Linked DNA regions of Mus musculus: all the other regions are linked to region 5. Evidence: chromatin loops called from intact Hi-C (ENCODE). Cell type or tissue: heart. All regions are shown on one strand.

Evidence for each region. Peaks named below come from ENCODE experiments on the same cell type or tissue, not always from the same donor. Only the 100,000 strongest peaks of a DNase experiment are listed, where the experiment ranks them.
Region 1: it touches region 5 in a loop (2.9-fold over the local background); 8 of 42 quality-filtered maps call a loop at or near these places.
Region 2: a loop joins it to region 5, with 3 times the contacts of the local background. A loop is called at or near these places in 16 of 42 quality-filtered maps.
Region 3: it touches region 5 in a loop (7-fold over the local background); 5 of 42 quality-filtered maps call a loop at or near these places.
Region 4: it touches region 5 in a loop (2.1-fold over the local background); 8 of 42 quality-filtered maps call a loop at or near these places.

The regions. Positions count from the first base shown.
Region 1 is chr2:167,831,074-167,836,073 of GRCm38, reverse strand. No RefSeq gene overlaps it. Among named protein-coding and RNA genes, the nearest start is that of Gm32685, 2.5 kb to the left of the region's middle. In heart, a CTCF peak has its summit at 2,282; DNase peaks (open chromatin) are centred at 1,303, 2,263, 4,214 and 4,783; H3K4me3 peaks cover 538 bases; H3K27ac peaks cover 2,870 bases.
Region 2 is chr2:167,686,949-167,691,948 of GRCm38, reverse strand. It overlaps Cebpb (CCAAT/enhancer binding protein (C/EBP), beta), which reads right to left and starts at 3,034. Exons shown (of 1, transcript NM_009883.4): 1 at 1,517-3,034. The coding sequence starts at 2,927. The coding sequence ends at 2,037. It overlaps A530013C23Rik (RIKEN cDNA A530013C23 gene), which reads right to left and starts at 1,190. Exons shown (of 2, transcript NR_110334.1): 1 at 1,149-1,190. In heart, CTCF peaks have their summits at 3,069 and 3,275 (motif pointing left); DNase peaks (open chromatin) are centred at 808, 1,298, 1,928, 2,898 and 2 weaker places; H3K4me3 peaks cover 3,237 bases; H3K27ac peaks cover 1,928 bases; H3K27me3 peaks cover 1,516 bases.
Region 3 is chr2:167,857,605-167,862,604 of GRCm38, reverse strand. Gm32845 (a long non-coding RNA gene) reads right to left here. Exons shown (of 8, transcript XR_375289.3): 6 at 3,583-4,263; 7 at 257-327. It overlaps Gm33033 (a long non-coding RNA gene), which reads left to right. Exons shown (of 2, transcript XR_003954119.1): 2 at 1-4,305. Among named protein-coding and RNA genes, the nearest start is that of Gm32845, 12 kb to the right of the region's middle. In heart, a CTCF peak has its summit at 2,039; a DNase peak (open chromatin) is centred at 1,934; H3K27ac peaks cover 4,234 bases.
Region 4 is chr2:167,889,521-167,894,520 of GRCm38, reverse strand. No RefSeq gene overlaps it. Among named protein-coding and RNA genes, the nearest start is that of Gm33033, 14 kb to the right of the region's middle. In heart, CTCF peaks have their summits at 2,133 and 2,358; a DNase peak (open chromatin) is centred at 2,410; H3K27ac peaks cover 1,936 bases; H3K27me3 peaks cover 817 bases.
Region 5 is chr2:167,775,640-167,780,639 of GRCm38, reverse strand. It overlaps Gm32287 (a long non-coding RNA gene), which reads left to right and starts at 2,713. Exons shown (of 7, transcript XR_003954117.1): 1 at 2,713-2,974. Gm14321 (predicted gene 14321) reads right to left here and starts at 3,149. Exons shown (of 2, transcript NR_166468.1): 1 at 2,974-3,149. In heart, no CTCF peak of the experiment used is centred here; DNase peaks (open chromatin) are centred at 1,709, 2,159, 2,719, 2,949 and 2 weaker places; H3K4me3 peaks cover 1,581 bases; H3K27ac peaks cover 3,408 bases.

The DNA.
Region 1 (5,000 bases), 55 kb before region 5:
GAAACCCTGTCTCCAAAAAAAAAAAAAAAGAGTTGCCACAGTTACGGTGTCTCTTCACAGCGATGAACCACCTAAGACAATTGTGGTGGCACCGCTGCTGCTGTGGTAGTAATGTCCTAGTCTGGTTTAGCCTTAGGCAGATTCTTAGGGCAAGGAGGCAGTCACATAAATATGTGAATGGTCTCCACGATCTACACTGTTCTCGGCACTATTGACTTTCAAGCCCCCACTGGTGTGACCCATGAAGCTTTGCTTACAGTGTTCAACCAGTTTCCAAGTTCAAAGTCCCAAAGTCTTCCACATCCCTCCCCAAAACATGATCAGGCCTGTCACCACACATGGTACCAACTTCTATTACTTTTTGGCTGCTGTAAAGAGACGCCATGCTAGTTTCCGAGGGTTAATGTTCATATAGTAGAGGAAAGGCACAGAGGCAAGAACAGCTGAGAGCTCACATCTGGATCCACAAGTAGAAGGCAGAGAGAGCATACAGTGAACAGTGACACACCTCCTCCAGCAAGACCACACCTCCTCCAGCAAGGCCACACCTCCTCCAGCAAAGCCACACCTCCTCCAGCAAGGCCACACCTCCTCCAACAAGGTCACACCTCCTCCAACAAGGCCACACCTCCTCCAGCAAGGCCACACCTCCTCCAGCAAGGTCACTCCTAATTCTTCCCAAACAGTTCCACCAACTGGGGAACAAATACTCAAACACATGAGCCGATGGGGGTCATTCTCATTCAAACCACCATGCTCAGATACTCCCTGGAGCGTGCGTGCTTGCACACACACACACACACACACACACACACACACACACACACACACACACACAGAGCCACATCTCTTATCTCTCTGGTTTGCCGTGCTCTCTCAGTCAGTACTTCATCTTGACTACAGAAAATGAATACACCGTTGAGCTTAAACCATGGGGAGGGGCCTGCCCTGGGATCTCAGCCTATGACTGATTTGTTGCTATGTGGCGCACTTCAGGTGACAGCCCTTGTTTGTTAGATTCCTGGCCCCCTCTCCCTCTCCCTCCCTTCTCCTTGCTCCGCCCCTTACCCCCTGCACGCCTTTTCTTTTGCCATCACTTAAAATCTTTTTTTTTTTTTTTGCCAATTTGCATTTTTCAAATATTTCTTCTGTGAACACGTTCTGTTTGTGTCATAACTGAGAGAGTATTTGCAGGGCCAGGACTCAGCCTCCAGCCAAGTTAGATAAACAGCCTCACGCACAGCATAAGCCGAATGAAAACTTCCGCCTCCGCTGCCCAGGCCTGTTTGGCCAGGAGGGCGTCACTTCTGGAAAACTGTGGGCAGAGGCCCAGCCCCTGGCAGCAGCCATGTGCCCTGGGGCACAGGGCCAGCATCTCTGTCTGGCCAAGGTGGAGTTACCACCCCCAATCCCCTTCTCACACGAAGAACAAAGAGTGAGCAGAAGAGGCACTGGCCCACCCTGCCTCACACCACTTCTTGGGATCTTTGTGTGTCGTGCTTAAACTTCTGATTCACTCGCTTTCCACGAGGCCCAGGACTAGACTCCGCAACCAAGGTGCCTGAGCGAGGAGTGGGCAGACCTTACCCAGGTATCAGCTCATCACAAAGGAGTCGGGGAGCCAGCATCTCTCCTCTTTCTGCCCACTGGCAGCCTCCTGGCTTGCATGCTGAGCCTGGTTCCTCTCATTGTGTGGGTGCTGGTTCTTAGCTCAGCTTCCCTGCCACAGGGCCAGTTTTACCGCTTTCACTTCAAAATCTCTCTGCCACCAGATTTCTACATGGGTAGGACTGGGCCATGGCTGTCTCAGACATGTCAACACTGGGCACTGGGCAGAGTCTGTGGTGTGAGTGGATAGATGGATGGATAGATGGATGGATGGATGGATGGATGGATGGATGGATGGACAAGTGACCAGAGGCAAAGATAGGCTTCACTTCAAACCAGGGTTCCCTTTCTTCAAAGTCGCTCTTTGTACCCACAAGCAAGAAAAGAGGGATCTGGGGTTCCCTTATGCCACAGTTTGTCTGTGTGGCAACCCTGGGTCCCCAGAACAGAACAGGCTTCCAAAGGGAACCTCTAGGCAGGGAGGGCCCAGTCATCACCCTGGGGCCACTGGCTCTGGCCTCGAGACTTCCGTGGGGCCCTTGAAGTCCCCCCTCCTTGGTCTAATTTATTTTTAGCAGTGGAGCTGGGCAGAGCCCTCTCCTTAGGAAAAGTCCTAAGGCTGAGGGAGGGCTTTCAAACCGGGTGAGAAACTAGGTCAGGCCGGCAGCTGGCGCTGCTCCAGACGATAAGGCCGGGAAGTTTAATAACGTGAGTGACCGATCCATGACATAACTGAGAGGAAACGGCAATTAAGGGGCGATTGTGCAAGCAGACAAGCTCCTTCACAGCTCATAAAAAGGCGAAGGGAGAAGCTGCATTGTCCTCTGGGGCCGCACACGCAGCCTGTGGAGCTTGGACAGTATTGATCCTTTCACTGGATCACCTACCTCCTACCACCTCTCAGGACAAGGGGACCAGGAGGGACCCGAAAGACCCAGAGCCCCCACAGCCAGCCTGGCTCTGCTGGGGCTTCGTTGAGAGCTGCCAAGAAGTCAGACTCTTGGCGGGCGGGCAGCTGGGACCCAGCTGCAGAGTGACGCAGCCGCTCTGCTCAACAGGTGAACTAGAGAAGAACCCCCTGGTCCCCCCTGCACCCCCCTCCTGCCCCTCAGACCCTCAGTATCATGTGTCCAGACTCTCCAGCCACACCTTTTGCTTCATCTTCTGAGCTGGCCTTGTTTCTTCTTGAACTACAAACCTGGGCTCACCACAGGGCCATTGCGCTTGCCATGATCTTGGCTAGGACACTCTCCCTAGGATACACTTGGCTCCCTGACACCGTTAGCCTCTGCTTAAACGTCTCATTATGATCAAGGCTGGCCAATCCTCCTGAGAACAGGGGCCAACCTGTTGTTCTCAGTTCACCTCTACCTTTGCCTTTATGGACAGCACTTACCACCAGACTATCCTGCTCCATGCTGGGGTCCCACACGGGCCCGGCATCGTGTGAGCATCCTGTCAGAGGGACTTCTCTCCATCTCACTCTGGGCTGCAGCCCTGGCACCAAGAATCGTTGAGAACATAAGAGCATCTTTGTAAGTAGTGGTGAACGAGCAAGTGGGCGAAGGAATTCGTGAATGAATAAGAAAGAATACGTTAGTGGATGCATGTACAGATGAATGATGGAATGTGTGAATTAGCTAGTTAGCTGATAAGTGACTGAGTAGACCAATGTGAATAAATGAATGTTTGAATGACTCACTGAATGTGTTAGTGAATGAGCGAATGAGGAGTGAGCAAAAATGAAAGAATGGGTGAACAAATGAATGAGTGTGAATAAATGAATGTGTGGATGAACGAATGAGTGTGTGAGTGAATGAACTAGTGTGCAAATGAATGTGTGAATGAATGAATGAGTGTGTGAGTGAATGAGTGAGTGAACAAATGAATGAGTGCATGAATGAATACGTGAACAGATGAAAGTGTGTGAACGAATAAATGAATGAACAAATGAATGACTATGTGAATGGATGAAAGAGTGTGTGAATGAATGAATGAATGAATGTGTGAACAAATGAATGTGTGAATGAATGAAGGCATGAATGAATATTGCTGTTATCACTGACTGAATTAAGAGTCAGCCTCGGGCTGGTGAGATGGCTCAGTGGGTAAGAGCACCCGACTGCTCTTCCGAAGGTCAGGAGTTCAAATCCCAGCAACCACATGGTGGCTCACAACCATCCCTAACGAGATCTGACTCCCTCTTCTGGAGTGTCTGAAGACAGCTACAGTGTACTTACATAGAATAAATAAATAAATCTTTAAAAAAAAAAAAAAAAAAAAGAGTCAGCCTCCGGCTGAGCGTGGTGGCACATGCCTTTAATCCCAGCACTCGGGAGGCAGAGGCAGGCAGATTTCTGAGTTCGAGGCCAGCCTGGTCTACAAAGTGAGTTCCAGGACAGCCAGGGCTACACAGAGAAACCCTGTCTCGAAAAACCAAAAACCAAAAAGAGTCAGCCTCCAACTGCCCCAGGATTGAGCCCTTGTGGAAGCTTCTAGTAAGACAGTAACAGGGTCACCACACCACGCCACGCCAGGCCACACCACACTATGCCACGCCACACCATGCTGTTAGGGCAACCCAGTGTCAGCATCTGTCACCTGTGCTCCAATAGGTGTTGGCCCCTCCCACTTCCCGGGCCTTTCTGGATGTGGTGCTGATTGGTGTAATCACCTGGCTGCCTGTCCAGCTTATGTGTGCAGGAGCAGCTGCACATGTAGACCCCCGAGGCAGGGACACACATGTTGTCCCCACATACCCCCGTTTCCACCCAGAGCTCCAGACCTAAACTCACATTCACACACAATTAAACAAACACACCCAGTTTCTCACGAACACGCCCCAGCAAAAAAGACCTCATGCCCAAACATGTAGACACACTCAACCATCGTACTGTGCCTTTGCCTGAGTGTACACACACACACACACACACACACACACACACACACACACACACACACACACTGCCCTTCCCAACCACACCTCCTGAGATGTCTGCCTGTCTTCTGCGGGGCACTGTGAGTGACCCTGAGTACCGGCGACACAGGGCACCTCCCCAGCGCCCACCCTGATTCTGGTGCATCTTTGACCTGACCTCTGCACTCGGCCCAGCTCATCACAGCGGTGCGATATGCACGTCATCCTTGACTGGGCCGCCCCAGGGCATGTCTGCTGGCGCTGTCCTGGGCACCTACCCACTTCCTCCCACCGTGGGCGGCAGTCTTGCCGACATCAGCCAGTTTAGGACCTGCTTGGCACCTCACAGAAAGGAAGGAAGCAATCTGTCCCTGCCATGGGAGCTGTGACCCAGTCCCACCGCTGGCCTGGAGGGAGCACGGCCTGGGAGCACTTTGCTTTTTGACCATAGCATTTCTGACGACTGAGAACACAG
Region 2 (5,000 bases), 89 kb after region 5:
ATGAAGGATGGAGGATTCGGAGTAGGGACAGGGACTACAAACCCACCCCAAACTTGCTGGAGATGGACCTCCAGTGGGAGTGGCACTTCTGTGACTTCCAAGTTACTTATGCTGAGAAATGGATGCCGGCCAGTCTGGCTGCAGAGGTACATTAATGCTTCGAATCCTTGGAAAGATTGAGCCTCCCTCATCTCCCAGGTCCAGCCTAGGCTTGGCTTCTAAGTCTTGGAGCAGTGGAACTGACCAACAGTCACTTGGTGTAGACAGAAGCCACCAAGACACTGGACCATGAGGTTTCACTGACCTTGGCTCCCGGGCCCACCGGGTCAAGTGTCTGTCCATCTGTCTAGGCCTAGAAGGAAGCTGAATGGAAGCCAAGTGTCTGAGGGTCTGTACAGGCTACGAACCACCTTAGCATTGAGCAGGCGGAGAGAGCCTCACCCTGTGACAGTGGGAGACAGGTCACCAGGCTTAACACTCCAAGTTCCCAAAGAGTAAGGGAAGAAAACAGATTCCCTATTCACCAACCAGAGTCGCTGGTCACCCCTAAAAATCCCAGGCTCCCTTAGGCCTTTGGCAAACTGCTCTGTTACCCGTTACCCAGAATCCCTCACAGCAGGGTGCTCATCGGGACCTGAGAGCCACAAGCTATCCAAATCCATAAAGCAAAAGGCACAGTAGTGCCTACCTTCCACGAGGCACGAAGGAGATGCAGGCAGGCAGGCCCAGGGCTTGCAGAACGCTGGCCTCCACACTCACACAGTCAAATGCCAGGAGCCTCCCATCAAAAATAATAACAAGAACAAACGCTTATGTAACAGTTCTGGCGTGCCAGGCACGGCGGGACACAGCACATCCACTACTCCTTGGACACCCTCAACTCTCACTAATGCGGCCCGGCTGCAGCAGAGCTGCCCCGGCAAATCTGAGTGTTGGCCCTGCGTTCAAGTCCTGGCTCAGCCACTCTGAGCGCAGTAAGAGAGGCTCCTAGTCCCCTCTGGGCAGAAAAAATAGTGAGAAAGGGAAAGCAGAGTAGGAAGTGTTCCCTTCACCTTCCTCTCGGCCCAATCTCTCTTCCAGCTACACAGGGACACAGACACCAAACAGGCGTGCGGTCTCCCCCACACCACCAAACACACAGAACTCACCTGCCCTGACCCAGCTGTCTGGACTAGCCTTTCCTACAGAATGTCTAGTCCTCTCAACACAAGTCTGACACTCAAACCAAGCCGAGGGCGGCCCGTCCCAAGCAGGGTTTCTAGCAAGTCCCCCAGCACCCGTGGGTGCTGAGTCACCCTGAATTCCTGACCTGGCACTCTGCCCCCTCTCCTGGGGGGAGGGGCTGACACCCCATCTGCCATGGGAAGAGAAAAGCCCAGATGCGACACCCCCACCCACCGCCACACACAACCCAAAAATAACCCGCAGCCCCCTACACACCAGAAACACAAAAACAAAATCTCGCATAAATCCAAAGTCGGGAGGGAAGAAAAAAAATTTTTTTTCAAAAGCCAACTACTGCCCCCAAAAGGCTTTTAAACATTCTCCAAAAAAGTTTATTAAAATGTCTTCACTTTAATGCTCGAAACGGAAAAGGTTCTCAAAATATACATACGCCTCTTTTCTCATAGAAATAGAACTTTTTTATATAATACAAAAAAAATAATAAGACCAAAAAAAAAAACAAAACAAAACAAAAAACAAAAACAAAACCAAAAACATCAACAACCCCGCAGGAACATCTTTAAGTGATTACTCAGGGCCCGGCTGACAGTTACACGTGTGTTGCGTCAGTCCCGTGTCCACACGCGCTCAGCCACGTTTGATCCGGATTGCATCAAGTCCCGAAACCCGGTGCGCTGTGCAGGTGCGTGCGCGCGGTGCCCGCGGTGTGCCCGCGGTGTCCCCTCGGTGCAGGTGCAGGTGCGCGCAGGGCACGCACGGTGGTCCGGGCGCGCGCGCGGGGCCGGAGCGCGCGGGGCAGGGCGCACGGTGCCCAGGGTGGCCGCGGCGCCCCCCACGCCACCCGCGCCGCGCTAGCAGTGGCCCGCCGAGGCCAGCAGCGGCTCGGGCAGCTGCTTGAACAAGTTCCGCAGGGTGCTGAGCTCTCGCGACAGCTGCTCCACCTTCTTCTGCAGCCGCTCGTTCTCCGCCGTCAGCTCCAGCACCTTGTGCTGCGTCTCCAGGTTGCGCATCTTGGCCTTGTCGCGGCTCTTGCGCACCGCGATGTTGTTGCGCTCGCGCCGCATCTTGTACTCGTCGCTCAGCTTGTCCACCGTCTTCTTGGCCTTGGCCTTGGCGGGCGCGGCCGGCGGCCCCGCGAAGCAGGCGGCGGGCGCGGCCTTGGCGTCGGCGGGGCTCGGCGTGCCGGGCGGGCTGGACGACGACGACGTGGACAGGCTGCCGCTGCTGCCGCTCGGCGTCGCCTGGTAGCCCAGGTAGGCGCGCAGGGCGAACGGGAAACCGGCCGCCATGGCGGGCGCGTCGTCCGCGCGCTTGCAGTCCGCGGGTTCGAAGCCCGGCTCCGCCTTGAGCGCGGCGGGAGGCGGCGGCGGGAAGCAGGCGGGCGGCGCGGCCTTGGCGCCCGCGCGGCCGAGGCTCACGTAACCGTAGTCGGCCGGCTTCTTGCTCGGCTTGGCGCCGTAGTCGTCGGCGAAGAGGTCGGAGAGGAAGTCGTGGTGCGCGGGCGCGGGCGCGGCGAAGTCCGCGGCGGGCGCGAGCGGCTCCAGGTAGGGGCTGAAGTCGATGGCGCGCTCGTGCTCGCCAATGGCCGGCTCGGCGGCGGGGGCGCGCGGCGCGGCGCGGGCCGCCTTGGCCCCGTAGGCCAGGCAGTCGGGCTCGTAGTAGAAGTTGGCCACTTCCATGGGTCTAAAGGCGGCGGGCGGCGGCGGGAGGCATGCTGCGTCCCAGGCCAGCAGGCGGTGCATGAACGCGGGGCCCGCGGGCTCCGCTGCGTCCCGGTCCCGTGCGCGGCTCGGACTCGGCGCGGCGGCGGCCGAGCGGGAGGTTTATAAGGCGGCGCCTGGCAACGGGCTGCGTCACGCTGGGGCCCCTCCCGCCGCCCCGCCACCCGGTCGGTGCGCGTCATTGCCCGGCCACGGGAGCGCGAGAGGGCGCGGCGGGGAGTGGGGCGCGGCGGGGGTCCTCGCGCGGGAGGCTGAGCGGTGACCCGGGCGTCCCGCCAGCCCCGCGATGGCCACGGACGCGGGTGACGCCAGCCCGCCCCCTTCCCGCCCCTCGGGAACACGGAGGAGCGCGGCCGCCGCCCGCCCCCTGCTGGAGGACGCGGTGGCTCGTCCCGGCTCCGGTCCGCTGTCCCGGACCCCCAACTCTTGGGAAACAGATCGTTCCTCCAGCTACACGACCCCAACCCTCGGATCCTGCCCGCTGTCCCCGGGCCCCAATTCCCTGGAAGCAGCCTTCCACGGGGTGCATGTCCTCCCACCCAGGTGCTGCCCACACCTCTGGGACCCCCCCCCCAACTCCTGGGAAGCAGAACTCTCCAGGTGCACGCCCACCCCGGGGATGCTCGCTGTCCTGGATCCCAGCCCTCCACCCTATGTATGGCCCGCCTACCGCACCTGCCTACGCCACTCCCTGCGCCTCTCCATGAAGGTGGCAGGGCTGGGGGTTCTGCCACACTGTGTCTGGGTGAGTCACTTTGCTTCTGAGTTCCCTCCGTGGACAGTGTTGGTATTGTTAGTAGTGGTGTCATCAGAGACAAACGGACCCCCGAGAAGTACGATGCCTTCCTAAGACCTGCACAGCCCTGCCCAGAGGCTTCTCAGGTGATTGCGGTGGGAGCATGGTAGACCCCACTCCAGCCATAAGGACCCAGCGGTCACCCTGCAAGCTGGGGAGGCAACCCCTCCACCCCGTGCACTTGAATGGGCTGGGATCACCAGCCTCTCTCCGGTGAGACCCTTTTGAGGACGCCCAGGGCAACTCTTGGGGCCCACCCTTCTGCCACTCCTAGGTGGGCCACTCAAGCAGGAGCTGCCAACCTGTCAGGGGCTGACCCCCGACCCATTGACCCCAGCCCTGGCCCCGGCAAGCTGGCGGGGTGTTGCTCAACCTTCGGTGTTATCTGCTGAGCTGGGGTGACCTCCGCCCCCAAGAGCTGGAGAAATGACATCTCCCTGTGCCCTTGGGGGTGGGGGGCAGGGAGGGAAAGGGTAAGACGCTAGCCCTGCCTGCCTGCGGCTTTCTGGCCTTCCCAGCAGCCTCTGGGCCAGGAAGGGATCAGGGCCCAGAGAGGCGTGGTGACATCCCCAGGGCCACCCAGCCAGGCCTGGCTGTAAAGTGGGACGTTGGGGCTTCACTAACGGGCCCTCCCTTCTCCAACACTGGTGACTATTCTTCCCTGCCTGTAGGTCGCCATGCACGCACGTATTCTTTCCCTCAGTTTCCCCTCAGACTGGGCTCCAGGAAGGCAGAGAGTGAGCACACTATCTGTTCCCTCAACCCTGCTCCAGGAGCCCAGTCCTGGGTCCCTGGCCCCCAACACTCCTGACCTGAAAGCCCATCTCACCTGGCCTGTCATCCTTCTGTCCCTGCTGCCCACCCCCATGTCAGCCCCTCCAGGGAGGGATCTGTCTATCTATCTGTCTGTCTGTCTGTCTGTCTATCTATCTATCTACTGTGCACCACAACTTGCATGTGAAGGTCAGAACTTGGGGTTCGCTGACTGTCACAGGTCTCTCCTGGCAGATGGGTCCTGGGTATTGAACTCAGGTCTTCAGGCTTGGTAGTAACTACCTTAAACCACTGAGCCATCTCCATGGCCCAACTTCTCTCTTTACTCTCGTTGTTTTGGCTGGGTGTGGCCTTGGGGCAAACTGGCTCTGTGCCTTAGCTTCCTGCCAACATTTCAGGGTTCTGGGGAGACACAGCAAGACCTGGGGAGGGTTATTCAGTACCGCGAGCATCTGCTGTGTGACCTTAGCCGGCCCTCTGCTGTCTCTGAGCCATATTTTATACTCGTTTGATCCCCCTGATAA
Region 3 (5,000 bases), 82 kb before region 5:
AAGGGTGAATGTCTGGCTCTCCGTGGAGCATGGAGTTCTGCTACATTGGGGTGGGGCTGTCCAGCGTCACTCACGTTAGGTGCCAATTAATTATAGGGCCAGCTCCCAGTTCAGATACTGATGTTGCCGTTAGCATCTGTGCGATCAGAGACATATCCGTTCCACAGCACCATTTCTGATTTTTTTTTTATCAAATAACGAACATATACCAGGCTCTACATCATATCAGGGACATTTCTAAGTGTGGGAGACTCACTGATGGACAAGGTCATTCCTCTTCTGAGAACAGGTCAGGCCATTCTCCACGTCCCCAGCATCCAGAAACGCCTGATGACAGATGACAAAGAAACAGCTGAGGAGATGGGTCAGAGGTGAGGCGCTTGCTGAGGGCCTCCATGTAAAGCTAAGCACTAGAGAGGCGGAGACAGGAGGATCATGGGACTTAGCAGTAGCCGCTTAGCCTGCTTGGCACAGTCCAGACAGGTGAGAGACCCTGTCTCAGTGAACAGTGTGGACGAAACCTTAGGAAGGGCACCCAGGCTGACCTTCAGCTTCCACGTGGTCATGCATACACGTGCCTCTTACCTCCCAGCTTAGTCCTTAACCTTGCCACTCCAGTGTTGGGGGCTGGAGGGTTCTCCGTGCTGGGTTATCCTGTGCATAGTAGGGTATTATGTGTGACTTGGTCTGTGCCCTTGAGTTGCCAGAACATCTCCATGGTGGAGATGTTTTCAGACAACCAAAGGTCTTTGGAGGGGGCAGGAGGATCAGCTCTGACAAAACTATGGCCATGTACGTGGTGACATCGTCATGGTACACAGTGGGACACAGGTGATACTCAAGCTGTTCAGAAAACAGAACTGTTACCTGTTCAGGGGACACTGTCTCTGCTTCCCCCTTGGGCAGTTGTCTGCAGAACTGCATACTAGTAGCTCGCTTAGTATACAGTAGGTGCTCGATTCTGAGGATGAAGAGGAGGAGGAGGGAGAAGAGAGGGCAAAGGCTTCTGGGACAGTGTGAAAGCATCGGAGAGGTGAGTGCCCCTGGGACCCTTGGGGGTCCCTGCACCCACAGAGAACACAGGTTTGGTCCCTCAGGGGGAGCTAGCTTAGCCCTCAGCCCTCCTGAATTTGATAATTAAGATGTATAAGTGTTCTGTGGCTGGAAGGCCAGAAGTGACCAGGCCTGGCCTTGCTTGGCTTTGGTGACGTGGTGGCCCTGAGACTATGGCCTTCTTAGGCCCATAAACAAGGAGTTGTGTGCCCCAAACCAGGTCAGCCAGGCGAAGGTCTGCACCATGGCCTCATGTTAAAGCCTCATTGTCAGAAGAGGGCTCTCCAGTGCTGGGCAGCAAGGCTGCAGAAGGCACCTCATTCCCAAGAGGCCACTGTCATCTCCCTCTCTCCCCACAGCCTGTACTTTATTAATCCCCTGCTGTATACAGGGCCAGCCAAAGCCTTTTCCATAATGTCCCCTTCCGCATCATGACTGGGGCTCTCTCTCTTGACCAGATGAGAGGCTTTGACACTGTCATCTCCAGGTCTGGGCAATGCTCCCAGGCTCCCAGAGGTAAGCCACCGGTCACCAGGACACAGCTAAGTAGAGTGGAGGACTGGAGTCCTCTACTCTGGCCCTGGCTCTCTTTTCCATGTCCGCCTAGCTTTCTCTGTTGTATTGCCTGTGGTCTCGGTCTGATTCTTCCTCTGTCTCCCCGCCCACCCCATTATCCACACCCTCTCTGCCTCCCTCTTCTCTCTCCATGTTCCTTCCTCTCAGCCTGTCTCTTCTGCCCCCTCCATCCCCGGTTCTCTGGATGGCCCCACCTTGCCTCTGCTGCACTCAGTCTTTGTCCTGACGCCAGCACATTATGTCCCTGGTCTGGTCAGAGCCTGACGTCAGGCAGGGCCTGGCGGGCAGCCATGGACACTGCTGCTGCTGTTGCTGCTGCCGGGCAGGCAGAAGAGCTAGGTTCCTGGTCCCCCAGCAGTGGCTGGTCCTCCACCTCAGCCTCAGCCTGCCCTGAAGAGGACAGTGCTCAGTGGCTGCCTTGCCTGTAAGTGGAGCTGCAGGCTGCTGGCTTTTTCTTTCTCTTCCTTGGACCCCCAGCTACACAAACAGCTCCTGCTGCTGCCAGGCCCAGAGAATGGATCTCACAGGGTCCAGTCCTGGCTGTGTGGCATTAGGCAAGTCACACAGCTTCTCTGAGCCTCTGTTCTGTGTAAGAAATGAGGCAGGCTAGGCAGTTCACCAAGCGGCTGGCTGGTGTCTGAAGGCCTGGCAAGCATGGGTTTAAACCATTGCCTGTCAAAGCCTTGCTTCTCCAGGAGAGGATGGCCAGCTGAGCTAGGAGAAACTGAGGTCATAGTGACAGGGCTCAGATGGCCATTGGCCATTGGCCATCTGTGCAGGCCTCAACGGTCCCAGGCAGAAGGGAGCCCTTTCCAAACTCCAAACAGGGTCCTGCTGAATGGGACATCCCAAGTCCAGCCTCTGGTCTCAGCCTGCCATAGGCTAAGTAAGTGGGGTTTTTAGAAAGGCCTTGTTTTTAAGTCACACACACACGTGTGTGTGTGTGTGTGTGTGTGTGTATGTGTGTGTGTGTGTGTGCAAGTGTGAGTACAGATTCCCCACCCCCACCCCGTAAAGAGTTACAGGCAGTAGTGAGTCTCCTGATCTGGATTCTGGGAATGGTACTTGGGACCTCTGGAAGAGCTAGAAGCACTTTTAACTGCTGAGCCATCTCTCCAGCCTCCAAATGCGTGCTTTGAAAAATGCAGCGTCTCTCGCTCACATCCCCACGTGTTTCTGAAGCAGCCGTGGCTCCGCTGAAGAGCGCTGAGGCCCCTGATGACATCATCAGGAAGCTGAAGCTGCCTGGTGGTGAGGTAGCATCAGGTTCAGACTTGGGTCTCACATAGCCAGCGGCTTTGTGTCCCAAGTCTGTCGGGGTGAGTTTTGGGGGGTGAAAAAGGAGTAGACCCTAGGAGGACAGACAGAGCCATGCTCTCCAGGGGGCCCAGGTCTCAGTGTGATGATCCGTCCTATCCTGCACACTTCCTTCCTGTGTCTAGTTCTTATTTGAAGCACGAGAGAAACAGACAAGTCCCAGAGAAACAGACAAGTCCCAGAGGATAAACTGGGCAACCCAGAAACATACTCTACAGCTTTCATGGAAATGTGGCTTAGTAACGTGTGTGCACCCGTGTGTTTATGTGTGTGTATGTATGTGTGTGTGTGCATGTGTATGTATATGTATATGTGAGTGTCTGTATGTGAGCATATATGTATGTGTGTGTTTAGGGGTATACATGTGTGTATGTGTGAGTGAATGTATATATGTGTATATGTGTGGGCAGGTGTGTGTGTGTTGTATGGGAGCATTTGTGTGCAGCTTCGCCTGTGCACACCTCATAGAGAGATGAGGAGGACCTGTGTGCCCTGCTCTCACTCCCTCTGCTGTGTTTCCTTTAAGACAGGGTCACTCACTGAGCCTAGAGTTAGGTTGGTGGCCAGGAAGCCCCAGGGATCCTCCTGTCCCCACTCCCCATGGCATCAGGGTTAGAGGCAAGGGAGTGACCATACCTTCTGTTAATGTAGGTTCTGGATATTTGAACGCAGGTCCTTGTGCTTGCTCAGCCAGCACCGTTTCCTACGTTTCCTACGGAGCCGTGGATTTGATCTTCCTGTGGCTTTCATTTGCATTTTTCACGAAAGCAAAGCGGGGGCCTTCCTATAGCTTTATCCTAGGATGCCTTCACCTGCCAATATTGTTTGGACCCGTTAAGGGTCTGGAGATGTCCTGTGCGAGCCAAGCCTCCTTCTGCCCCAGGCTCTGCTTTTCCTTCCTGCTAATGAAGTTGTCAAGTTCTTTCTCCGTCAGTCAGACACATGGTTCTCCAGGACCCGACTCCATCTCCTCTACACTTTGTTGCTGCTTTTGAGCCCCTCCCTATGACAATATAAAAAGAGGGGGGAGCAGAAGGAAGCCAGGCTCAGCCATCATCTCACTCCCTCTTCTGCAGGCCGGGAAGCATCCTGGCACCCCTCTCCCTGATGTGGAAGCGCTGTTCCAGCACGGAAGTCTGTGACGTTTGTGTGTGTGGTGTGGTTGTTGTCACGGGAGGCAGCGGCAGCCATGTCACTCTCCACAGACACATGGTAGGTCTGAGGAAATGAATGGATGAGCGTGTAGGTTTTCCAAAGAGTTCTCCAGCCTACGACTGCCCAGAGAGCTGCCTCCAGCTTCTCATTCTGATGCCTGTGCTGGAGACACCACAATAAACATCGTTTTGAAGTCGACCAGAAGCCTCTTTTGCTGCACAGATTTTTAATAAATTCCTTATGATCCGCTGCGCCCCAGCCCTCTGGCCAGCTGACTTGTCCCTGTCTCTACTCCCCATTGTTTCCTAGGACAAGTCCAGATTTACTGTCGGTCGCCCTTGACATCATGTTTTTCCAGAGAAGCTTGAGTAAATAATTGTCCCCTCCCCCACCCCAACCCCAAAGCACTGGGGTCACGAACCTGGGTATAATGCTGGCCTCTCTGGCCACCTAGCTAAGGATGGCCTGTGCCACACCTGTTCCTACCTGTGGTGGTTTGTACATGCTCGACCCAGGGACTGGCACTATTAGAAGGTGTGTCCTTATTGGAGTAGGTGTGTCACTGTGATCGTGAGCTTTAAGACCCTCATCCTAGTTGCCTGGAAGCCAGTATTCTGCTAGCAGCCTTCAGATGAAGATGTAGAACTCTCAGCTCTTCCTGCACCATTCCTGTCTGGATGCTGCCATGCTCCCACCTTGATGATACTGGACTGAACCTCTGAACTTGTAAGCCAGGCTCAATGAAATGTCGCCTTTTATAAGACTTGCCTTGCTCATGGTGTCTGTTCACAGCAGTAAAACCCTGAGACACTACCCTAGGGCCTTTGCCCTGGCTGATCCATCTGCCTGCAGCCTGCTTCCCGTGGAGAACTGCTGGGCTCACACCGTTACTTTCTCTG
Region 4 (5,000 bases), 110 kb before region 5:
GTAGAAAGAGACTGCTTCTGCAAGCTGACCTTCACAAACATGCTGTGGTGTGAGTGTGCATACATACATACACACAAATAAATAAATAAATAAAAGAATGTCATTTCTTTAAAATTGTTTTTTTCTTCTTCTTCTGGTTTTTCCAGACAAGGTTTCTCTGTGCAACAGCCCTGGCTGTGCTGGAACCTGCCGATTTGTAGACCAGACTGACCTCGAACTCACAGAGATCCTCTTGCCTCTGCCTCCTGAGTGCTGGGATTAAAGGCATGCACCACCATGCCTGGCGTAATCTTTTAATCTTAAAATAAATCAGCTAAGAAATGAACACATATGGGAAAATGTTGTAATAGGAAACTGAGACCAGGGTGGGGGGGTGTTGACTTTGTAGTGCATGGCTCCTACGTGTAGAGTCACAACTCTACCCTAGACTGAGTTAGAGGGCTAGGACTCGGCTGCCTAAAGAGAGTGGGTTGTTCTCTGCGTCTGCTGACTGCCAGACCCGGTACCTCTCCTCCACCTCCCCTCCTGCAAACCCTCGTGGTCACTGTGTCTCAGGGATTGTTGCTGAGAGAGCCAGGAGGTAGGTGCTAGGCACGTGAGCAGATTCCTGTCCTCCCTGTTGCTCCACACCCTGTTCTGAGCAAGTTTGTTTTCTTTTTCCCCCTCTTAACAATGCACCTTGGTGATCCCTCCAGACCAACACCAGGAAAACGTGCTTCACACATTCCACAGTGCGAACATAAACTTGAACCTCGATGGGTGCCTGGCCATAGCTGTTTCTAAGCTTTGTAGCTAATAAACACCACACAATTATCGCCTGTGCGCTCAAGCCACTGCTCTGTTCCCTCTGATGCACTCCTAGAGACTCTGCTGTCCGTCACAGGACACAGGCTTTTGAAACTTCCACAATGATTGTCTAAATGTTTAAGGTTGAACCTACTCAGAGACATTCAGCCCAGATGCCAGGGAGGCCCTGGTTTTTCCTGCCTGGAGCCCGGGCCCACTACAGTCAGGCTCTATCTCCACCTGGCCAGTAGAGGACATAACTGTCCACAAGGTCTAGCCTGGAGCACTCATCATTTTATGTTAGGGCTTGAGTTTTAAAGTGCGTGTCCAGGATCAGTGAGGCGGCTCAACGGGTGAAGCAGCTTGCCACCAAGCCTGATGACTTGAGTTCGATTCCCTGGACCTGTATGGTGGAAGGAGAGAACAGACTCATTTGACAACACACACACACACACACACACACACACACACACACACCATGGCCTGCACATGCCCCTTCCCGGCCAAATAAATTTGAAAACATACTCTCTAAGAGATGCATGTGTGGGCCATTTGCCTTGCTTTTCTGTAGAGAGGCGAGTGTTTTGTTTATTCGTTTGTTTTCCCTATTTCTCTACTTCTAGCGAACAGTTGTATTTCTGACGGCTTGGCAGGATTGCTTCTTAAATGTTTATTTTAAGACAGGAGCTTGCTCTGTAGCCCAAGGGCTGACATGACAGGTGTGTGTTTACTCGGGGCTGGGGGGGTCTTTACTAGGGCTGAGGGAGTGCAGAGTTTGGCATCACATATGTTAGCAATGTACATGTTTTAAGCATATGTATGAAACAAAGACAGAACCCTCACGGGCCATGGCGGTTCACCCTCTCTTCTCTAAGTGTGCCTTTGCACTAAACTTATTTATTGTCTGTTTAAGGATTTTTAGTGGTGTAACAGGAAAGTCAGAAGTCCAAGGTCATCCTTGAGGACATAGCAAGATGGACCACGACAAGTCGCCCTGACGAACACAGCATCTGATCCACACCACCCTCCACGGGGTCTGACGAACACAGCATCTGATCCACACCACCCTGCACGCCGTCTGACGAACACAGCATCTGATCCACACCACCCTCCACGGGGTCTTTTTGTTTGTTTGTTTGGGTTTTTTTGTTTTTGTTTCGAGACAGGGTTTCTCGGTATAGCCCTGGCTGTCCTGGAACTCACTCTGTAAACCAGGCTGGCCTCGAACTCAGAAATCCGCCTGCCTCTGCCTCCCGAGTACTGGAATTAAAGGCGTGCGCCACCACGCCCGGCCCTCCATGCGATCTTAAGAAGATCCTGCCAACAAGACCAACCACCCGCTCCAGCTCCATTTTACAGATGGGCAAACCGAAGCTCAGAGGAGAAAGGTTTCACCTAAGGTCTCATGGCTGCTGAGTGACAGAGGGCTCAACTCCATATCCATATTTCTTTGCTACTTCTGCCATTACCCACTGTGACCCTTCTGCCTGAGGAACAGCCTTGGTGAACCGAGAGGGGTCCCACTCTGTACCCTCCGCCGGAAATATCTGTAGTTCAAGGTCCTGGCCACTGAGAGGCGCTGGAGACACGTTCCTTGCCTGGTGAGTAGGGCCAGGAACAGACTCCCTCCAGGCAGAGTCTCTGCTAGCTGGGGTGGCTCGGGGCAGAGCGACTATCTCCTGTCACACATGGGCAGCTCCTTCGGCCTTCACTTCCCTACAGGGACTTCAGGGTTGCAGAGCTGTGTGGCCCAGCTCAGCTGGGGACATGCTTTCCTGAGGCCGTCATCTTTCTCTGGGGATGGGGCTGTCCTGCACCCAGCAGGGAGTTTAACAGTGGTAGCTCTTCCCACTGAAATAGAGTCCAAGCCGTCTCTAGACTTTCCCGTGTGCCCCGTGGGAGGGCAGCGCATGCCCCCGCAGATGAGAATTTCTTTTGCACAGGTCACGTAGGGGACAGAATTCAACTCTGGCTCTGCTTCACACACAAGGACAGACCAGTGGCCTGCGAGGCAAGGATGGGCGCCAGACACCATGGTGATAACAGAGGGTGGAAGCTCAGAGAGGTTCGGAACCTGCCCACCCAGCTTCAGTGTCTGCGCCCCTGACCACTATGCCCCGTGGCCAGCAGAGAAACACGCAGCATTCATTCATGCCTCTCACTTTAATCACCTCCTCCACTCATACAAAACACACCCTTATTGTTAGTCTTCTTTTCTTTTTACATCTGTTTATTGTGTATGTAGAGGTCAGAGGACAGTTGTATGGAACCGGTTCTCTCTTTTCCCATATGGGCTCTGGGGATAGAACTCACGCAGTCAGATTTGGCAGCAAGCCCCTTAACCACTGAGCTCTCTTGCAGGCCCCTGCTGTCATTTCCTCGTGTTGTCGTTTTGGTGTTTTGAGTCAGGATCTCACTGTGTAGCAGAGGCTGTCCTCAAAGTCTTCCAGCTTCCTGCATGTTGGAATTCCAGGTGTGAGCCCCACGCCTGACTCAGTTTCCCACTTTTGATGAAAGCCAGGTTTAGAAGCAGAGTTTCATTTCCCCTATGGTTTTGTTATGAGGAGAACACTGGTGCCTGGGAGATGGGGAGTGGGGGTCCCCTGGGGCCAAGATCATTGTTTCTGATTCAGTTTTGCAAGAAAATCTATAAACACTTTCATGTGAGTTTCCTAATGTTTAATGGGAGTTCATTAAGAAATTAAAACTCCGGGAAGACAGCTCACAACTGGAGCCTGCTGCTGCTGAGAGCTGCCGGACCACAGACTTCCCCAGGACACAGGGACAGTCGCCAGGGACAGACGTGTTCTCCTCTGCCACTCAGCAATGGTTTCTTCTACTTGTCATGGGTGTCCCACCCTTCTATTGTCTACTAATCTGTCATTCACCTGTCCTTCCACCTACTCACCCACCTACCCACCATCTACCTCCCCACCCCCACCCACCCAACACCCCCCACCCATCATCCACCCCCACCCATCATCCACACATCTACCCACCCACTCATCCATCACCCACTATCCACTCACCCTTCCACCACCCACACACCATCTACCCACTCACTATACACACACATACACACACACACACACCCCCGCCCATCAACCATCTGCCCTTCCCCTATCTGCCCATCCTTCATCAATCCATCCTTCATCCACTCTCTCACCCGTCATCTACCCGTCAGTTTGGTCCCCACACTGTCCTCATGGGTTCTTTTTGTCTACCAAACCCTAGGCCACGTCCTCGGGTCACGGTGAAGGCCAGTATCCAATTCCTGTCCTCCAGAAGGCCATCGTGCAGTCCCTCGGACATGAGAAGAAAACCAGAGACAAAGATAGAACCAAACGGCGTTCCACTCCGATTCTATCTGTCAGCTGTCACGGGCGAACTCTTAAATGTTGGAGCCTGTTTTCCTTCTGTGTCACAGGCTGCCTTTTCCATTTTCCATTGCTGTGACAAAATCCTGGAGGCCTGGTAGCTGTTAAGTAACTGTGGGTTATCTTGGCCCACAGTTCTACAGGAAGGAAAGTCCAAAGTCACGAGGTCCCATCTGCATGCTTCAAAACATGGCAGAAATCACAGGGCAAAGGCGTAAATGGAGAAGCGAGACAGAGGCTGGCTCTATCACCAGGGGGCTCCTCTATTCAGCTCCCTTGGGACCACTGGGCACTTCATAATGTCGCCTTTGACAGGGTTGCACAGAAAGCCAACAAAGCACATCCAGACACCTGGGGGCAGGGATGGTGACCAGGGAGGCCCAGCTGAGGACTTTGCTCTCAAATGGTCTCAGCAGGCTTTTTGTGGGGTGGTATCAGAACACCCCAAAGCTCTGGGGTCAGCTTGTGACTGTCTAGCACCAAGCCCCATGCCCCAGCACTGCCTCCCCATCTCCTTCATCACTCTGAAGGGACCCACCACTTCTGGCCCCCGTGTGGGAACAGCGACAGAAAGGGAGGCCATGGCCCATTCGTTGCTGGATCCGCTGTGATTGAAGTTCCCATTTCAATAGAAACTGCTTCTGGAGGACATTAGGAAAACACATCAAACGTGAGAGAGGGAAAAAATTTCTTGTTTCATCCCTTCCGCTGCGACCACAGGAAAACAAGATAGTGTTGTTTTCTTCCTCCAAGCCAGGCTCCTGAGGCGCGCCCGCGCGCATGTTTGTGTGTGTGTGTGTGTGTGTGTGTGTGTGTGTGTGTGTGTGTGTGTGTGTT
Region 5 (5,000 bases):
GACAGAAAAGCAGGAGCAAATACAGCTGCTGAGTCACGGGGAACCGCAGGCTCCAGCTGCAGTGGTCTTTGCCTCAGTTTACCTAGCTGTAAAAATGGGTTTAATAACATGTCTGCCTCCAGAACCTACTTCAGAGGGGCGCTGGGGAGGTTAATTGCTGCCTGCAGCCCCGGAGCTGGGATGAAAGGGGCAGGAAGTGGGAGCTGCCCACACTTCAGATAATTACCCAGGCTGGAGGGGGTGTCAGGGTCTGGTTCAACCCCAGGCCAGCTCTCTCCTAGAGAGCCTTCCAGCTTGGGCCTCCCAGCAGCCCCGAGACCCCAGAACAAAACAAGGTTTGAGTTCTAGCTCTGTGTTCAGCCAAGATACCCAAGGTGTGTTCTTCCTCAGCTGGGGCCTCTACACCTCCCATTGCCAGCCGTCCCACTTGTATCGGTAGACACCATGTGACCCCACTGCTTCTCCAGGCTTCTGCTGCATTAAGCTGTAGTGAGACGCAAGTCCATAGCCACCTCATGGGTACCTTGAAATCATGGCTAAAGGGGGCACCAATGGCTTCTTGTGGGAATAAATAAATGTTTTTCAAGTGTTCTCAGGAGGCTTGAGGTGATGGCTCCATCAGCAAAGTGCTTCCCATGCACCCGAGGACCCGAGTTGAGTCCCCAGCACACACATTAAATCCAGGCATGATGGTCTAACTCCAGTGTTAGAGAAGTGCAAGCAGTGAATGCATGAGGCTAGCCCACCAGGCAGCCTTGCCTAGTTGGTGAGCTCCAGGCCAGTAAGAGACAGCATCCCAAAGGTACCCCAAAAAAAGAGGTGAAGGGGGATCTAGGAAGACACCAGAGGGTGACCTGTGACCTCCACAGGAATACTCATATGTTTATGTACCCACGCAAAACTGCATAGCACACTCGTGAGCATTACATACCCCCTACATAGACACACAGACACACACACTCACAGACACACACTCACAAACACACACACAGAGACACAAACCCACACTCACAGACACATACACAGAGACACACTCACACAGACAAGCAAACATATGCAGAGACACAGACACACACTCACTCACACACAGACACACAAACATACACAGACAAACACAGACACATACACAGAGACACAGATACACAAACATACACAGAGAGACACAGACACACACACACAGATACACAAACATACACACTCACACTCACACACACATACACAGAGACATAGATACACAAACATATTCAGAGAGACACAGACACAAACACACATGTTCACAGACACACAGACATACATACACATAGACACAGACACACACTCTTATACACCAACATGCACACACACACAGTAAGAAGGTGCAATGGGTAAAGTATCCTGCCACCAAGGACAACTAACCCCAATTTCATCCCTGAAACCCACGTGGCAAGAAAGAAACAGCCTGAATAAGTTGACCTTTAACCTTCACACATGTTCCACGGCAGGCACACACTCCCACACAATTCACATATCCTAATTACACAAATACATATACCTTGATATAAAAAAACAAACACACAAAACATTTTCAGGGACGCTGATTAAGCCTTGTGCTGTCCCCTTGTGAGGCCTCAGCCAGGCTGAGCATACCCTCCCCTGTGGCTCCGCACGTCCCTACTCACGGGCCTCCTCACGGCGCTCATGCTCGTGGGCAGCACACCCGGTCCCCTTTGCTCCAGTGTTTCATCTCTCCCTGGGTTGGAGACAGACAGCAAAGCCAGAGGCCCTGCCTCTCCTGTTCCTCCAGAAAGCTGCGCTGTGCCCATCCCGCAGTAGGGCACCCTTAAACTCAGTGATAAATCAAACTCTAAATGCTCTGACTCCCAGAAGGCTGGGAAAGCTGTCATGAACCCCAGGATCCCCTACACTCCTTGACCCAAAGTCCTTGAGCACCCTGGCTTTGGAGATGGAACGGAGCGAGCGCCACTGTCTCTGTGGGCACCAGGTCAGTGGGAAAAAGCAGGGCCCTCCCTGGTCAGGTGTCATCCACTCCCAGCAAGGCAGGCTGAGGCTTGGGTGCCTGCCACCCTCGTCCCTGCTAGATGTCTCAGAGGTGCCTCCAGCAGGCCAGGGTCTCACTGCCTGGGTCCTGTCCTCAGGCATACGCTGGCTTCCTCTCTCAATCTAGATCTCCCAGGACCCTCAGCTCCCATCATCCACCTGTGTTGTCTGCCAGCCAAACAGAGCCAGCCAATCACAAATATGCTCTCAAGCTTCCTGCTTCTGCTGCCCAGGTATGGGGGTGCACACCTGGAGTCCCTGCCCTGGAGAGACGGAGGCTAAGGGTCCTGAGTGGGAGGCAAACCTAGGCTACGGAGTGAGCCTGCCCCCCCCACACTTTCTCCATAATCAACTGTAACGCTTCCTTCTTCACGCACTGCTGTCTCTGGAACCCAGTCGTGTGCTTGTGGAACACCGTGATGTTCAATTAGTGCGCACGGATTAAATGGAGACAGGGCGAACTAAGTTAAAGTGGCTCACTTCCTGAGGCCTGTTGTCCTGGAAGATGGTACCCCAGGTGGGACGGCCTCTCCAGGGCTCTGGAGTCATTAGGTGACGTCACAACAATAATATTTACCCCCACTTCCTGTGCTCTGCTTCGCTCGCAATCATCACGCCCAGTCCCTGCCACGACCCAGGATGCTGGTCTTGTGACCAACCAACCCCCTTTCCCAGTAAGGACACCACAGCTTAGCCTTAGAGTTGGGGATGACTCCAGGCCACCAGCAATCTGGCCGCAGGCCACGGCTGAGCACGTGGCCACCAGGATCTCATGGATGGCCCCTTGAATTCTGGCACAGTTCATGCTCCCCTGTGGGGCAGTAGCCCTGCGGGAAGATCCCAGCCACGCAGTGTCTGTGAGGAGAGCAGGCTTGGCGGCCGGCTTGTCCCAGGACGGGACGCCAGGCAGCCGGGAGTTTCTCTCCCCGAACTTACTGTACGTGAGTCAGCGCCAGCCCGGGTTGTGAAATCTGGGAATCTTGTGGGCCAGGCCAGCTGGGGGATGGCCGTCTGGGAAAGGGAAGCCGGGAAGGGGTTAAGGGGTGGGAGCCGGGGGGCCCACGGCCAGCAGGCACACGGGGTACCAGCAGCGCGGGCTGGCCGCCGCCTGTGGCCGGCTCTGACGTCACAGCTGCGTCAGCAGCCGACCCAACCCCCACTTCCTCCTCTGTGGGCAAAGCCCCAGTACTGTCCTCCCTTGGGAAGTGTGGTGAGTCCCTGCTGGGATGGAGGGAGGAGAGGATGGAGGAAGGGGGTGGGGGCAGATGAGCATGAGTTTGCATACAGGAGGCACTTAATAAATAACAGCAGGGATGGGTTCTATCCAAAGTTAACACTAGAGTTGCACAGACAGATAAGAGCTAGCCCATTCACTTTAGAAGAGGCTGAGGGTCCTGGAGCAAGGCTTGCCTACAATCCCTATCTTCCATAGCATCTGATTAGGATGTAAGTCTCCACTGCCCTTGGGTTGATGTCCATGTCCCCAAGCCCACAACTTTCTTTCACATCTCATTAGTTTGTTAAATAGGATTAAAACCAGTGGTATTTGTCTGCGGAGAGGATGGGGCAGGATCCCCGTCGCTGCGGGTGGATCCGACTTGGCTCAGTGACTTTGACTTAAGTAAATTCTGTATTTAAAAGCTTAAGGAGAACAAAAATCCCACCTGTGGGCCCTGCTCCAGGCCAGTGGTTAGTTTTCAACAACTTCATACTTTCAACCCATTGCCACGACCAGACCTCACAGAGGTTCAGGCCAACCCAGGACAGTCCGCCACACAGCAGGTCGGCCACACTGTTTCTAACAGCAGGTGCTGTTCTGCCCACTTGCTGGGCACACCAAGTGTGGTTTACACAGTGCCCCAAGGGGTAGGCACTTTCACATGGGAGGAAACTCGCCCAGAGTGGTTGAGTAAGTTGCCTTGATTGCGCGCGGACAAGAGAGCTCAGAGCTGAAAAGTCAGCTTGGGAAGGACGGCTTCAAGACCCAGGCTGGCGTTCACTGGCGTCCGCTCAAAGCCGCCTCGAGCTGGCCTGGCACAACTGGGTGAAGAGCCACGGACACATCTCTCCCGAGACATTGTCGCCAGACCAACAGAAGCAAAAGAACAGAGAAGCCAGGGACCAGAAAAGGCTCAGGTGATGCCTGAAGTCACACAGCCCACGTGAGCGGCCTCTGGCCTCCACCTCAGCCCTTCCCCTGGCTGCAGAGGCCAGGGGCCAAGAGGAGAGAGCTGAGCTGGGCCCTCCCCGGGTCCACTTACTTCTCTAAGGCCTAGTTCAAGCACAGCTGAATTGAGCAAGAACAGAAAGGGCTGGGGGGTGGGGGGGTGGGTGAGGGCATAGAAGGATGCTCCTGGCAGTGGGGACGGGTGGGCAGCGGGGCCGGGCAGCAAAGGGAATCATGGGAGAAGAATATCATTTAGCTGGGTTGAGGTGAGAGAAGCTGGGAACGGAACAGGAACCTGAGTTTGGACACAGTCACAAGGTGCTGGGAACCATGAAAATTGTAGAGAGCCAAATCCCCCCTCCCCACACTGTTCCTGCTGAGGGCTGAGGAGACTCTCCATTTTCCTGACGAGACCCTCCGTTTCCCTTCAGAATTTTTTCTTTTAATATTTTCCCTTTAGTCCTTTAAAATGTTTTTTTCCAGATTTATTTTTATTTTTTGTTTATGGATATTTTACCCGCCTGTGCGTTCATGCAGTGTGTGTGTGTGTGTGTGTGTGTGTGTGTGTGTGTGTGTGTGTAGATGGTGCTTGCCACACAAGCAAGAGGACCTGAGTTTGGTACTCAGAACCCATGTAAAGAGTGGAGCACAACAGTACTTGTGGCAGTGCGTGTGGCTGTGCGATTACATAACCCCCGTGCTGAGGAAGATCTCTGGGTATTGCTGGCCAACTTGGTGAGAAAGTGTCTTGAAAGTGTCTCAAACCCAGAAAGTTGGTCGTGCCTGAGGAAACATG